3 separate regions of the Homo sapiens genome follow, and regions 1 and 2 are each linked to region 3. Evidence: chromatin loops called from intact Hi-C (ENCODE). Cell type or tissue: HCT116. All regions are shown on one strand. Region 1 has its middle 1.5 kb from the start of CEACAM5. Region 2 has its middle 2.1 kb from the start of CEACAM6. Region 3 has its middle 23 kb from the start of LYPD4.

Region 1 (2,500 bases), 110 kb after region 3:
GCTGTGTTCTGTCCTTGGGTCTGTCACACCAGGGGGATTATTTTCCTTTGTGACAGAGAAACCCAGCAGGGTCCCGGGTCTCCCCATGCTCTCCAGGGCTCTGGGAAGGTGGGATGATGCCCAACAGGAAGGTGACAGAGGTGGCTCTGGGGGCTAGAAAAAGGCTCACTGGGTGGTGGCTGGGGAGGGACCAGCCCTCTGTCTCCAGTACCACCAACCCCGCCACTGACCCAGGGATGGAGACCCAGGCCCAGAGGTCTCAGGAGTCCCCAGATCCTGCATGTGGAGGGGGAGGTGTCTTGTGTGTCCTGGAAAGAGAGGACTGTGGTGGAGGGAGGTGGGTGACTCTGGGCTCTGCTGTCCTTGGGGAAGGCTCCAGGGGGACCCTCCCTCTCCGTGTCTGTTGGCTGAGCTGCGGCTCAGGGCCTGTCCATGTTCTCCCTGACAGTCCTGGGTGGTCTCTGTCCTCTGCGAGGCTGACTGTCCTGTGATCACCCCACCTTCCCCATGGTGGTACCAGGAGGGAGTCTGGAGTTGCACAGGGACCCCTGGCAGAACAGGGTCCTCATAGGACCCAGAAAGGAACAGAGCAGGTATGTGGGAGAGATCAGAAGGGTCTGTTGGAGCAAGGGATGGAAACCAGGCTCCACCTCCACTTCCTTAGCAAAGCCAGGTTCCTGTCCAGGGGAATCCGTTTCCTGAGTGATGTCTGTGTGCAATGTCACCCCCTGGAGGGCAAGAGGAGACCTCCGGCCTTGTCTGGAACTGCCCTAGGGATGCTGACCAGGGTCGACGTGGTGTGAGCTGACCCTGAACTCTGGATTAGGCTGCAGGGTCAGGCCGGAGGATCTATTCCCTGCAGGCCTCTGTCCTCCCTTCTGAAGCTCTGGGGGTTGAGGCCTCATTCCTGGGGCAGCCGCGGGCACTTGCTGGCCTCCTCCCATGCTGGTGCCAGTGCCCCTGTGTCCACATGGAACAGACTCTGACTGCTGGGGGCCACACGGAGGTGATATGCTTCTTTTTAGAGATCTCCCACACATTTAACCAGTATTTATGGAGCATCTGTTCCGTGTCAGGCACTGGGCTGGGCCCTGGGATTCCACAGAGAGCAGGACAGACGTGGTCCCTGTCACAGAGTTTTCCTGTAACCGGGAGACAGGCGCTCAGTGAACTTCATGGGACTGAGGAGTTAATGGTAATGACAGGGCTGTGAGGTGACAGCATAGGGGGCGTCGGAGCCTGTGAGAGACTGAGCTGTCCTGGAGATCACAGGGAGCTGCCCTGGGAGACGCCCTTTCAGCTGAGCCCGGGGAAGGAGGGGGTGTAGGGGACAGGAGCTGCCTGCAGAGGGCAGCCGACAGGCCTCAAGTGGGCGGCCGACAAGCCTCAGGTGGGCGGCCGATAGGCTGCAGGGAGGAGCTGACAGAGTCCGTGTGAGGAGCTCGGAGGGCGAGGAGGACGTGGGCCGAGGTGACCCGGGTGAGGGTGGACCCTGCTGGGCTGTGGGCCCGGCTGAGGGAGGTCAGCAGCCCCTGGGGAGGCTCCAGGGTGGGAGGAACTCTGCCGCCCTCTGGTGGACAGGAGGGAAGTGGGGACAGCAGCGGCCCCAGACCAGGCTGTTTTACTCAACACTGATCTCTAGACATTGAACACGGGTCATGCACATGTTATGCCAAAGTGCTACCAGGTTTCAGCTCGGTGAGCCCCAGTCTCTGTGGCTACAAGTGTACTGTCCTCCCTCTTTCACAATCAGATGTCCCCAAATGCAGATTTTTGTCACCTTTTGTGACTTTGCTTTTGTCGGCAGGAGGCTGCGCTGTGCATGCTCCCAGGGGCAGTGATGTCTGGGGCTAAGCGTGTGCGGGGATCTGGGAGTAGAAGATTGTATTAGTCTGTCCTCGCATTGCTATAAAGAAATACCTGAGACTGGGTAATTTATAAAGAAAAGAGGTTTAATTCGCTCATCATTCTGCAGTTGTACAGGAAGCATAGTGGCTTCTGCTCCTGGGGAGGCCTCAGAAAACTTACAATCATTCTGGACGGTGAAGGGGAAACAGGAACGTCTTACATGGCAGAGCATGAGTAAGAGAGAGAGAGAGAGAGGGGAGAGGTGCTACACACTTTTAAACAACCAGATCATGTGAGATCTCTATCACAGAAACAGCATCAAAGCAGAAAATCCACCCGCATTATCCAATCACTTCTCACAAGGCCCCACCTCCAACATTGGGGTTTACAATTTGACATGAGATTTGGGCGGGGACATAGATCCAAATCATATTTGAGAGAGAGGGGCATGAGGAGAAGGTGAATGTTGGGGTAGCAGAGAGGAGCAGGGACAAGTCAACCTCACTTCTCACTCCCTGGGGACCAGAACAGGAGAGCCCGACTCTGGGGGCACAGCACCACACACTCTGTGTGTCCGTGCATCAGGGGAGGTGGGAGCTGCTTCTCTGTTCATGGGACCTGGCCTCACCTGCTGAGATGTCTTCACACTTAG
Region 2 (2,500 bases), 68 kb after region 3:
AGTTAAACTTAAAAGTTTATTTATGTTTCACCTAAAATCAGTTTTGGGAAATGCTTATATAGTGGCATAAGCATGGAATTTATATCCAGATATAGACCTGGGCTCAGCTAATGGTTCTGTCACTTAACTATGTTGACTTGGACAAGTCACTTGGCTTCTATGATCCTTGATTCCCTGATTTGTAAAAGGAGGATGGTAAAATCCTCCTTGCAGAGTTGTTGGGAATATGTGGGAGCCCAGTGTCCAGGCGGGTGTTGAGTACGTGATGGTTATCATTGTGTTTATTGCTGTGGAATTCTGGTTATTTTCCAAAGAGAGTGTCTATGCTGGAATATTGGGCTTGTGGCTTTCTGCTAACATGCATGTGTGAAGAAGTTACTTTTGCTTGTTAGGACTTGTGCATCTGTCATTATTTTTGTTTTCCAGTTCTACTACCTATTTTCTCTGTGATGTTGGTCAAGTTGTCTAACTTTTCTGTGCCTCATTTACCTAATTTGTGAAATGTGGGTAACAGTACACTAGTGTGGGTGTGTTATTTCCCAGCTCCGACCACTAGAGGGCATAGAAGCACCGGCACCTACTAGCAATGGGCATATGGGTGCCCATGGTCTGTAAACATCATTTTCCCATGAAAGGAACCAGGGGTCCCTGGAGAAATAGCTGATCCAGGGCTGGGCAAGAAAGCACAAGAGGAGCCTTGTGGGGCCAGAAGTAAACATTCTGTGGGGCCAGAAGTAAGGAACTGCTTGAAAAATGATGGGGTTGTGTCAAAAGTCACAGAAACCAACTAGAAGGAACTCCCAATGGCCAAATTTGGGACAATATCAGCGACATAATAAACAATGCCAGCCACTCGGGGCGGTGGTTTACGCTTTGGCACTTTGGCAGGCCGAGATGGACGGATCACTTGAGGTCGGGAGTTCGAGACCAGCCTGGCCAACACGGCAAAACCACGTCTCTATTAAAAACATGAAAATTAGCTGGGTGTGGTGGCAGGGACCAATAGTTCCATCTACTAGGGAGGCTGAGGCAGGAGAGTAGCTTGAATCCAGGAGGCAGAGGTTGCAGCGAGCCGAGATTGCGCCAATGCACTCTAGCCTGGGCAACAGAGCAAAACTCCATCTCAAAAAAAAAAAAAAAGGGATATAAAATAAGATTAGATTTTATTTTGAGATTTATTTTGGGAATGGAGGGGCTATTATTTCTTCCAGCCACTAAGTAGCTCAGAGTCAGGCCCGCATTACAAACTACTTGGCTGGGAAACAAAGCTCGAGCCCGGCGCCACCCACCGAGGTGGTTTGTGATGGCGCCCCCTGGCGGCGCAGCGAGCTTTCCCCAGTTCCTCACCCTAGTGCTTTAGGAGCGACTTTAGAAATTCCATTCAGTCCATTTATTGAACCCTTTCCAGGTTACACTGAGGTTCATCTAATCTTCACAACAAGCCTGTGTGAACAGTGGTATTTATTCATCTTAAGACGATAAAAAGGCTAGAAAAAAAATGAAGCGACTTGTCCAGGGTTGCAAAGGGAGTGACAGAACCAGGATTTGGATCTAGGCCCCCCTGACTTCCAGGCTGAGGGTAAATGCCTAGATAAGTGTAAATGTGTGGGCCAGGTGGAGAACTATTGGTATAAAGCAATGGTTGTCGACTAGGGGTGGTTTCCCTCAAGGAGACATTTGGCAATATCTAGAAATATTTTTTGCTTTCATGAAGGAAGAGGGTGCTTGAGGGAGGGGGAAGGCTGCTATTGGCATGTAGTGGAGAGAGGGCATGTGGATGCTGCTGAACATCTCACAATGCACAGAACAGCCCTCACTACAAGGAATCGGTCAGCCCAGTTGTCAGTAGACCTGCTCTGAAGCCCTGGTTTGATTTAGAAACCTGAGGACGCATTCGTGCGGTTAGCTAATGGTTGCTGAGTGCTGAGCTGGATAGCATGAGGGATATGGAAACAGTGCACCAGTCTGTGCTGCCAAGGAGGCTGCAACCTCTAAGGGTAGTGGGTGGAGGCAGGAGAGACACAGGAAGGTCTTCAATATAAGGCAGCAGATAAGTGCAAGAAGAGAGAGTCCAGTAGGGCTAAGCCAGCTTTCAGGATGGAGAGTGATTGTCTGGGTGTGGGAGGAGCTGAGCACTTGTCTGGCCTGTGGGAAGATGGTTTTTGAGTTGAGTGTATCTGCAAAGTTGAACTGGTGGGAAAACACAAGCCCTGTTCAGGGAAGGGCAAACAGTCTAGTTTGGGTGGAGAGAGAGTAATTTTTAGTGAGTGGAGGGGGTTGCACTGGAAACGGAGGTTGGGGCTAGACCTTTTAGTCTAGGCTGAGGACTCTGGCCTGGGTGTCTGTCACAGTGATGGAAAAACCTTCCCTTCCTGAATGGTGGTTTAGGCCCCAGGGCTATGGGGCTCAGCAGCTTCCAGAGCGCTCTCTCTACAAAGCAAGGAACATTGGAAATTGGAGTGGAGAAGGCTGAACATCTCCTGATTTTAGGACCAAGTTG
Region 3 (2,500 bases):
ACTAGAAATTAATAATGAGAGGAATCCCAGAAAACACACCAGCACATGGAAATTAAACAACATACTACTGAGCCACCAATGGGTAAATGAAGAAATTAATAAGGAAATAAAAAATTTCTCCAGCCTCAGCCTCCTAGGTAGCTGGGATTATAGGTGCACACCACCACACCCAGCACATTTTTGTGTTTTTAGTAGAAATGGGGTTTCACCATGTTGGCCAGGCTGGTCTCGAACTCCTGACATCAGGTAATCCACCTGCTTCGGCCTCCCAGAGTATTGGGAGCATTTTTCTTTTTTCTTTTTTTTGAGACAGAGTCTTGCTGTGTTGCCCAGGGTGGAGTACAGTGGCGCCATCTTGGCTCACTACAAACTCGGCCTCCCATGTTCAAGCAATTCTCTTGCCTCACCCTCTTGAGTAGCTGGGGTTACAGGCATGCACCACCGTGCCTGGCTAATTTTTGTATTTTAGTACAGATGGGATTGGCCAGGTTGGTCAGTGTAGTTTAACTCCTGGCCTCAAGTGATCCACCCACTGTGGCCTCCCAAAGTGCTGAAATTACAGGCGCGAGCCACTGCGAATGGCCTATATTTCTACTTCTGTGAAGAATGCCATTGAAATATTGCTAGAGACTGAGTTGAATTTGTAGTTCATCATGGTTAGTATGGACATTTTAACAATATTAATTCTTCCAGTCCATGAACACAGTACATTTTTTATTTTTTCAGAGACGGGGGTCTCACTATATTGAGCAGGTTGGTCTCAAACTCCTGGACTCAAGTGATCCTCTCACTTCATTCTCCTGAATAACTGAGACTATAGTCATGCAGCACTATGCCCGACACATTTTTTTTTTTTTTTTTGAGACGGAGTCTTGCTTTGTCGCCCAGGCTGGAGTGCAATGGCCCGATCTCGGCTCACTGCAAGCTCCGCCTCCCGGGTTCACGCCATTCTCCTGCCTCAGCCTCCCGAGTAGCTGGGACTACAGGCTCCCGCCACCACGCCCGGCTAATTTTTTGTATTTTTAGTAGAGACGGGGTTTCACCGTGTTATCCAGGATGGTCTCGATCTCCTGACCCCGTGATCCGTCCGCCTCGGCCTCCCAGAGTGCTGGGATTACAGGCATGAGCCACCGCGCCCGGCACATTTTTCATTTCATATTGTACTTCTCAGCTTCAAGGTTTCTGTTTGTTTCTTATTATTTTACTTTCGCTGTTACATTTCTCTGACAAACGTCTGAATTGTTTCTCTATGTTTTCTTTAAGTTCTCTGAGTTTTCTTAAAACAGCCGTTTTGAATTCTTTGCCTGCCAGACCATTCATTTGCATGTTTTTAGGATAATTCATTGGCATTTTGTTCTGTCTATTTGACGAGGCACGTTCCTAGGCTATTCTTATTCCTAGATCTGCGTCTCTATCTATGCATTGGTGAATTAGGTGTTTATTACGGTCTTTACAGCCTGAGTTTGTTTGTGACCATTCTATTTCAGTGGGCTTATTTAGAAATTGTGAGTGGACTGACTGTTGTCTTCCATTTCAACACTAGGGGGTACCCTAAGCCCAGGTTAGAGGCGAGTCTGGCACTAGCTTCACTGCTGATGAAATGTCGGACCTGGATGGGGCAGGTGGGAGAGCCACAGAGGGCACCTGGGCCCTGTGGAGAACCAGCCAGGCCCTCAAGGCCAGAGGATCTGTGGACCATGCTTCCTGCAGCATGGTTTCTGTAAACAGTGTCTTTGGTGCAGCATCTCCTCTGGCAGGGATGGAGAGCCACTGCCAAATTCCTTGCAGTGGCTGCCCAACCCCACCCCTTCTTTTTGTCTTTAACTGGCCTTAGGTACTTGCAGTGTTCTCTATGGGCCAATACAGGAGTGAGTCTTTTGTGGAGGGGCCCGGAATGATGGGGAATCTGTATGTCCACCCCTAGCTCAGTTTTTCCAGTGTAAAAATCATGGGTCCATGGGGAGTTTCCACGTGTGGTGCCATAATGGCTTGAGGGGAGGCATGTTGCAAGCACAGAGAACTGATCCCTTTACCTTCCAACCGTGGTTTTGCTTGTCTTTGTGGTCCAAGGGCGCTTCCCAGCTTCACTCGTGTGTTCGAGTTTTTTTTTTTTTTTTGGCTCTTGTGAAAGTAATTTTGTGTGTGGATAGTTGCTCAAATGGATGTTTCTGCTGGGAGATAATGGCTGGAGAGACTTACTCTGCTGTCTTTCTCATCTTCTGTCATTTAACATCATTCCTTAAAAATTTTTTTGTTTTTGAGATAGGGGTTGCTCTGTCACCCAGGCTGGAATGCAGTGGCACCATCTCCACTTACTGCAACCTCCTCCTTTCAGGTTCAGGTGATTCTCCTGCCTCAGCCTCCTGAGTAGCTGGGACTACAGGTGCAGGCCAGCACACTCGACTATTTTTTTTTTTTTTTTTGTATTTTTGGTAGAGATGGTGTTTCACCATGTTGGCCAGGCTGGTCTCGAACTCCTCACCTCAAGTTATCTGCCCAA

Evidence for each region. Hi-C counts contacts between places; a loop is a spot of excess contacts. Peaks named below come from ENCODE experiments on the same cell type or tissue, not always from the same donor. Only the 100,000 strongest peaks of a DNase experiment are listed, where the experiment ranks them.
Region 1: a loop joins it to region 3, with 8 times the contacts of the local background. A loop is called at or near these places in 4 of 110 quality-filtered maps.
Region 2: a loop joins it to region 3, with 8 times the contacts of the local background. A loop is called at or near these places in 14 of 110 quality-filtered maps.

What each region holds. Positions count from the first base shown.
Region 1 is chr19:41,705,903-41,708,402 of GRCh38, reverse strand. No RefSeq gene overlaps it. Among named protein-coding and RNA genes, the nearest start is that of CEACAM5, 1.5 kb to the left of the region's middle. RefSeq lists silencers at 1,387-1,436, 1,467-1,516, 1,537-1,656. In HCT116, CTCF peaks have their summits at 704 (motif pointing left) and 1,450; a DNase peak (open chromatin) is centred at 1,332; H3K4me3 peaks cover 296 bases; H3K27me3 peaks cover 387 bases.
Region 2 is chr19:41,752,191-41,754,690 of GRCh38, reverse strand. No RefSeq gene overlaps it. Among named protein-coding and RNA genes, the nearest start is that of CEACAM6, 2.1 kb to the left of the region's middle. In HCT116, CTCF peaks have their summits at 354, 553 (motif pointing right) and 1,338 (motif pointing left); DNase peaks (open chromatin) are centred at 570 and 1,325; H3K27me3 peaks cover 707 bases.
Region 3 is chr19:41,820,362-41,822,861 of GRCh38, reverse strand. No RefSeq gene overlaps it. Among named protein-coding and RNA genes, the nearest start is that of LYPD4, 23 kb to the left of the region's middle. In HCT116, a CTCF peak has its summit at 1,517 (motif pointing right); a DNase peak (open chromatin) is centred at 1,561.